2 separate regions of the Homo sapiens genome follow, and region 2 is linked to region 1. A link is a contact called in ENCODE Hi-C or POLR2A ChIA-PET data. All regions are on one chromosome and are shown on one strand. The core of a region is the stretch at or near the end of the contact, and the rest is flanking DNA. Distances in the headings are between cores, read along the strand shown.

Region 1 (3,877 bases), core at 103-2,602:
CACCTGGCGAATCTTTCCTCCATGCAGATGGCATCCTCCACAGCTGGGGAACTTTCAGGCCCTAGTGGGTTTGTGCTGTGTTATCTTCAGCTGAGTGTTGCATCTTAGTAAATTTCTGAGTCCTTTGCAATTACAAATATTACAATAACTTACCATTCTCTGAATCTGTAGGCATCAGTAACGTCACCATCTCATTGCAACAACCATACTATTATTCTCATTCTGCTAATTAGTTTGAGTCAGAGTTTTAGCTTGTAACCAAAGGAATCCTCAAAATCTAGATACATCTAGATGCCAATCCCAATTCCCAGAGATTGAGTCCCTTACTTGTTGCTCTGAGTCTTCTATTGAAATACCACTGTGGGGCTGATCTCTAGGCAGAATTTAATACATTGTCACAAACATCTGAGTGTCTCAGGAAAAGTAAGAGGGAAATGGCAATACAATCTGACAAGGACTCCAAAAGAAAGGGAAAGAAAGATCTGTGAGAATAGAGGGCAAAGGGAGATTGCTTCCAGCTCTGGGGATGAAGAAGGGGTTCACAGAGAAGGTAGCTTTTGCTTTGGGTCTTAAAAAGAAGGACATCAATGATACAGGTAAAAAGTCAAGACACTGTGGGATATGTTGTAGCCAGCAATTTTTCCTTCTATGAATATGTTTAATGGGAAATGTCACTGAAGGCTTAGATTGGGACTGGGAAGTACCAGTTGATAATAATAATAATGAATAGCATTCTTTGAATGATTCCTATTTGCTAGACTTATTTTATGTGCTTTACAGATATTCCTTCATTGGATGCTCACACACCCTTTGGCTAGATCCTGAATTATTCCTCCTTCACATAAGAATTCATGCATATAAGAGGTAGGGCTGGGATTCAGACTCCTACCAAGTAGTCTGACACTCATAACCACCAATGACCCCAAATTCACAGTGTCAGGCCCTGGGGAGATGCTGGTGAATAGGATAAGTGTAGTCTCCACCCAGTTGGAGCTCACAGTGGTGTATGTTGTTAAGAGTCCTGACTTAACTCTTTCTCATGTCGTTGTTTTTATAAATACTAGTCAGATATGATAGAATCCTTACCCTCCAGTGTTGTGTGGCTTTTAAATTTGTGTGAGGATGTTTATGGTTAAATCTCAAGCATGTATTGTCCCACCATCCCCCACTTCCCCAGTAGCCACTGATTTTTGTGATTCTGGGCAGGCTGATGATACTACTCACCCAAGGTGGAATGTGAGTGAGACCAGGCTGAGTCAATCAGCACATTCCATGTACCAGCCCCATTTATTGGCTCAGGAGTGGGTGTGTGACTTCAGCTGCCCTGATAATATTGGTTTTCAGGTCTTTGTCTGGAAATGCTCTCTGGGTCACACACAAAGAAGCAGGAAGTATCCTTGGTACTTATATTAGTCTGTTCTCATACTGCAAATACATACCAGAGACTGGGTAACTTATAAAGGAAAGAGGTTTAATGGACTCACAGTTCCACATTGCTGGGGAGGCCTCACAATCATAGCAGAAGTCAAAGGAGGAGCAAAGGCACATCTTACATGGCAGCAGGCAAGAGAGCGTGTGCAGGGGAACTGCCTTTTATAAAATCATCAGATCTCGTGAGACTTATTCCCTATCACAAGAACAGCAGGGGAAGTACACACGCTCCCATGATTCAATTACTCACACCAAGTCCCTCCCTTGACAAGGGGAATTATTGGAGCTACAATTCAAGATGAGATTTGGGGGGTCACACAGCCAAACCATATGAGTACTGAAAGCTGTCTTGGGACTGCAAGAGGAAAAACTTGCTAAGGTTGGAGTCATTACCAAGCAAATGGAGCAGAGAAATCAACAGCAAGTAACGAAATCCGGATGACATCACCGGGCTCCTGGATCATGTTTCACCTGAAGTCTGGCAGGTTTGTAAACTTTACAGTCACACAAGCCAGTCTGAGTCAGGAGTCCATTGAAATCCAAAGCTTGCAGCGTGGGAGGCTGTGGTAGCCACCGTTGGCATGAGAAAGGGTCCTCTGAGTCCCAGTCTGCTACTCAGTCTTGGTGCGACCTCAGGTCTTCAAGTTTCAGTTTCTTTATCTGTAAAACGAGAAGGTCAGATTGAAATCACAGCAGTGATGATGATGATCATGATGGCCACTTATCAGGCACTTAACTGCTTGCCATCTGCTCTGCTGAGGTTTTTATATATAACATCTTATTGAGTTGGTCCAACAGCTTCATGAAGTAGAAATTTGAAGAAGCTGACACTCAGAGAGACGAAATCACTTGCCTAAGGCCACACAACACAATTAGTAAATGACAGAACTGAGATTTGATTCAGGCATATAACACTATGGATCAGATTTTTTTTCAAAGAGATCAGCTTCTTCACTGCAAAACTGCTCATAATTTTTGAGTTCTATGAGGCTTGGGTCAATAGCTATGTTACTCACACTTTATTCTCCAGTACCAGCCACAGTACTCAGCACATAGACTTTGGATGAACGAACGAATGAATGAATGAATGAGTGGCTAGATGATCTCAAAGAGCCCATCCAGCTCTAGAGTCCTCTGAAACCCACCTTGTGCTCTTTACCTAATGAGGGTTCCCAGAAGCATTTCTTGGGTGAAGGGCAAGCCCTTTTCCCCTCCTCTGAACTAGTGCCTACTCCACTGACTGCCCCCCACTAATGAGGGAGCACAGCCCAAGGGGATGGTGTCTCCAGGCTAATTATTTTGTGGCTGTTCTGGCCTCACAATTCAAAATATTCAGGCTATTGTTGGTGTTTTACATCTTGCCACTGTTGCCCTTGTCAACTTCCAAGGGCATGAAGCCATGGCCCAATGGGGTAGCCCTTTCAAGGTCAGCTTGACAGCAAACACAAACTTAATTGAGCTGGAATAATAATTTTTTCTCTTTGCTTGATGTGCAGGTGACAATACTTAAAATATCGACATGGCTTAATACTTTTAAATTCAGTTGTTTGCTGATCAGCAGCAGCTACTTAAATTGACCAATCTATCTTGCCCAGCCGGAGATCAAGGGATCAGCACTTAATTTCATTCCCTGAATAAAGAATTTTTTTTATATCCACATGGAAATATCAGAACATGAAAGGTTAAATCAATATGGAGTTTTACATTGCTTAAAGGGCATTTGCATCAAAGCAGCCCTGAATGCAATTCACTTGTTTAATGAATTTTTTATGCTTATTTAATGAATTTCACAAAGGTTTGGTGTTTTTCATAAAATGGATAAGGACTTCCAGTTTTATGAAATAATAAAAATGGAACTGAAGTTATGAAATGAGCAATCTCATTAGTTAGGCATGATATATTCATATGAAAATGTACATGTCTCTGTATTATTGCCTGGGCACCATTATGCGAACAGTGACTTGTTATAATAGCATGGCAAATATTCCTCTAGTTAAGATATCAAGAAGTGACAGAAGGAAATTGCATTTTCTCCCCATTTCTAATAATGACATAATTAATGCTCATTTAAAATAATTACCTGGGCATTGTTTCCCAAGAGTGCGGATGCCTAACTCACTGGTAAATGTGTCCTGAAATACTTCTGAACTTCAATAACTCAAATGACGTCCTTTGCTTTTTACATTAGTTATTTGTTGAGGTAACAGTGATTTCTTGCCTTTCCATTCCAATGTCCTGGTGCACAAACAGAATACACAAAACTAATTCTATGAAATATAGAGGAAATATCTTGTGCTGAGAGAGAGAGAGAGAGAGAGAGAGAGAGACAGAGAGGTTGAGATTGTGGTATTAATTCTTCCTTCCTAGGCTTTGTTTCTGGCTTATATATTTTTTTGGATTTTGGGCTTCTTACTTGGTGTCCAGAGTTTGGTGAACTGGTCAGGTA
Region 2 (4,101 bases), core at 684-3,183, 210 kb before region 1:
TATACTATAACTCTCAGAGAGTTATTTGGAAGAGATCTTTAAACAGTAACAAACCAGGTGATGGAAAAACTTAATAATTTATTATAGGTGCAATATAAATATTTGTCAACATTCCATGCTGTTTCTTTCCAAAATATGAAGTCAAATAGATGGGCATATTTTCATTTAAGTATGATTTAATTAAATCAGACTAAATTTAATCTTGAACAATGGTCTATGTATTTACAAATGTTTCAGAATGTGAAGACACAAAAAGAATATCTATTAATTTAAAGACATGAGGATCACATTTTTAAACGTTTAATTTCCTCACAAAGCAGTATTACTACATTCTTTATCTTCTTCCTCTCTCACACCCCTCTTCAACCAGACACCCATCTACCATTACTCAAGCCACCACCTGTGTTGTTTAGCTCTGCACTTAACCTTCCCCCACTGTAGAGGACAATGGTCTTAGTGCATACAAGCTGATTGCAAATATTATACTGCTTCAAATCCAAAGTAATGTGTGAGATGGACATGAAAACTTCAAAATTGTTCCCCCACCCCCCCAACCCCCGCAGAACACACGGACAAATGTGGTTAGCAGGGTCTATCTTGTTCTCTGATCACTAACTTCAACAAAGAGGAAGTCCAAAGAGTGCAACTGCCAATGGTAAAAGGAACCCTTTACAAGAAAAAGGAAAGGAAAGGAAACTTCCTTTGTGCATAACAGTATAGCCATTTTTAACAATGGAAAACAGCCTGGGCTACTACTTCTCATGCTTCAACTTAGGAAACGTTTTTAGGTGAAGACTGATTCTGGACCAAAACTTCTTGAACATCCTAAGCTGACTCAGTTGTCCCTTTTCTTTGATTCTGACTTCCCACCCTCCATCATGCTCCTGCTCAGCTAAATCTTTCCAGCCTTACCTGTTGTTCTAACCACAGACCTAGGCTCTCTGCCTTCTGCCTCACTCTTATCCATCCCATACTGACTCCTCTCCTTCCTAAGGCAAAAAAAAAAAAAAAAAGACTTCTTCAAATCTACTCTCCCGTAGTAGATCTGCCTCCCACTACACTCTCATAAACTCAAGTTGAAGCTTCTGTCACAGATTCACAGATTCCTTCAACCTTCTGGGGCATGGAATGTAGCCTGCGCCACCAGCCAGCTCAGTCTCTTCCTGTTTTGGATTCTCCTCTCAGGCCCGCATCTTCCCAGCATCTTCTCTCCTCCCGTGCCCGCTCAGACCATCCTCTAAATGTCCTCAATTCTCAGACACACATCTCCGCCCCTTTCAGGCTCACGGCCCCTCAGAAGTCCTCTCCTCTCAGATCCACTGCTCTTTCTTCCTCTGATGCCTTTGCTTCCCAGACCCACAACGCCCCTCAGACCCACGCGCCCCTCGACCGCCCTCCCCCGTCAGACCTACACCAGTCACCTGGACCCGCCCCAGACCCTGGCTCCCCTCGGGCCACCTCCCTCCTCAGACCCATGCCCCCTTCAGGCCACCTCCCTCCTCAGACTCTCGCCCGCCTCGGACCACCTCACTCCCTCAGACCCACGCCCCCCTCGGCCGCCCTCCTCTCTCAGACCCACACCCCTTACCTGGACCCCCCTCTGACCTAGGCCCCCCTCAGACCACCTCTCCCCTCAGACCCACGCCCCTCACCTGGACCCGCCTCGCGGAGCCGATCTGCGTCTGCTGCACGAAGGGGTTCGGCACCGGCGGCGGGAAGAAGGACGCCTGACGGGGCACCATGGGCGGCCGCAGCCCCACGTTCCCGACGCCGGCACCTGGCACTGTGGCCGCCACTTCCGCCGCCTGGGCGCACCGGCTCATAGTTGAGCCGGGCGTAGAACCCGGCCGAAGCGATCTACGCGGGCGCTGCAGCCAAAACTGAGCCGAAGACCTACTAGAGTCCCAGCCTAGGGCGACGCTGGGGAGCCTCTGCGCAGGCGCTGAAGTTACTTAGACGCCTGCTGCTGCCGCCCTGCCCCTTCGGCTGTGACACGCCCCAGGCTCTGGCCACACCCCCTCAGGCATCTGGCTCCACCCCCTTGGTAATATAGTCCATCCCCTCGGAGGGGAATGTTTTCCTTCCGAGCCAAGACCCTGAAGGGTACCCCAGGATCCCTAACATTCCACAGCGAGACACTAGGCAGAGTTCCCTGCTTTAGGGTCGGACGGACCTGGATTTTCAATCCCTTTTACTGGGCCTGTGACGCTGGCCAAATCACTATCTCTATGAACCTCGGTTGCCTTCCGTAAAATGCAGATAAATGTATTCTCAGATAATCCTAACCTGGATCCAGTAATGCCATTGAGCAACCACTTCCCCTGGGCTGTTCCATTAAGTGAGCTAATATTAATACACCCATGATGGCACTAGGAGTGGAATTTGTTTCACTCAAAACATAATGGACTGACAGGGGAGAGATGGTTCTCCAGAGGAAAACTGAGCTACTATTACCAGAAAAGGCAAAAATTACAGTTGCCCTCCACGCTAGATGAGGAACCTGACCCAGAAAAGGGAAATGTATTGGGCTGTGGCTCCCTTTCACACTGAGGAAGTTCAAGCCTGTTTGGACCTATGTGGGTGCTCGTGGGGGTGGGAGGGCAGGGGTTTGTCCCATTATCTGAGGACAGTTGATCAACCCTGAGTGGCTGAGAGTTAAAGGAAGGAGATGATAATCAACTCATCCCAACTGATCAACTCTTCTCACAGCAGGTAGGAAGGCCAGGATGAAAATCTGAGTCTGAGCCCTGGGGTTCTCCAAAGTTACCCTCTGAATGTCAGAATCTTCCAGCCCTACCACATAGATGTGTGGCCTTGAGTCAGTCACTTAACCTGAGTTTGCTTCCTTGTCTAGGAATGGGAGATTCATTCTAACTCCATAGAATTGTAGCAAGGATTAAATAAAATAATGCATGTGTAGTGTTCATAGAGAAACACTGAAGAAATGGCATGTTTTAAGCATTATTATGTTGTGGAGCCACTGACTTTTCTCTCAGTGTAACAGGGAACATTAATAACAGTGCATTACAGCCATGATAGAAGATTCCCCAGTCTAGGGGGTCTTCAAGTTGGGACTGGCAGACCCTTGAGACTCTTTAGCCAGATACCTGCACAGAAAGATGTCTTTCCAACTGTCAACAACCTAAGCCAGGCCAGGTGCAGTGGCTCACGCCTGTAATCCTAGCACTTTGGGGGCTGAGGAGGGTGGATCCCTTGAGCCCAGGAGTTCGAGACCAGCCTGGGCAACAAAGAGAGACTCCACCATCTCTAAAAAAAATTAAAAATTAGCTGGCTGTGCTGTTGCATGCCTGCAGTCCCAGCTACTCAGGAGGCTGAAGTGGGAGGATTGCTTGAGCCCAGAAGATCAAGTCTGCAGTGAGCTATGATCATGCCATTGCACTCCAGCCTGGGTGACAGAGAAAGACACTGTCTCAAAAAAGAAAAAAAAAGAAGAAGAAGAAACAAAAAGAATCTGAGTCAAGGGGACAGGCCATGGGAGGATAAAAGATAGAAAAGATGGGGCCGAGAGTGGTGGCTCACACCAATAATCCTAGCACTTTGGGAGGCCGAGATGGGTGGATTGCCTGATCTCAGGAGTTCGAGACCAGCCTGGGCAACACGGTGATACCTGTCTCTACCAAAATACAAAACAAATTAGCTGGGTATGGTGGCGTGCACCTGTAATCCCAGCTACTTGGGAGGCTGAGGCAGGAGAATCACTTAAACCTGGGAGGCAGAGGTTACAGTGAGCCGAGATTGCGCCATTGCACTCCAGCCTGGGTGACAGAGTGAGACTCCATCTCAAAAACAGAAAAAAGAGATAGAAACAATGACATCAGGCTCACTGAGGAGGTCACCTGTAGAGTTCACTCCTTACGCACCTTCCTCACCAGCCCCATCATAAGAGGCCAGAAGCAATATATATACTATCAATCAGACTATCGGAGCCAGAAAGGGCCTCAGAAAAACCCCAGGCCTTCAATTTCTGTTCAGCAGTAGCTCCAGAATTTCTATGTAGGAGATTAGGAGTGGGTAGACTGGTAGGAAGGAGTAAGGAGCTTATCCATTAATACCAGCTGTGTTTAGAAGCAAGCACAGTAT

The links. Hi-C counts contacts between places; a loop is a spot of excess contacts on that map. ChIA-PET counts read pairs that join two places held with the same protein, here RNA polymerase II (POLR2A).
Region 2: a loop to region 1 is called in a map of HCT116, with 3 times the contacts of the local background. The contact joins the promoter of LPCAT2 here to the enhancer-like site in region 1. A Hi-C loop is called at or near these places in 1 of 168 maps with a recorded cell type or tissue (HCT116). POLR2A ChIA-PET finds 5 or more read pairs at or near these places in 1 of 52 experiments (WTC11).

The regions. Positions count from the first base shown.
Region 1 is chr16:55,295,351-55,299,227 of GRCh38, reverse strand. No RefSeq gene overlaps it. Among named protein-coding and RNA genes, the nearest start is that of IRX6, 27 kb to the left of the region's middle. RefSeq lists an enhancer at 2,380-3,851. Within about 2 kb of position 1,352, at least 3 of the 41 ENCODE cell types and tissues checked have a DNase peak (open chromatin) inside an H3K27ac peak, as active enhancers do.
Region 2 is chr16:55,506,904-55,511,004 of GRCh38, reverse strand. It overlaps LPCAT2 (lysophosphatidylcholine acyltransferase 2), which reads right to left and starts at 1,933. Exons shown (of 14, transcript NM_017839.5): 1 at 1,653-1,933. The coding sequence starts at 1,823.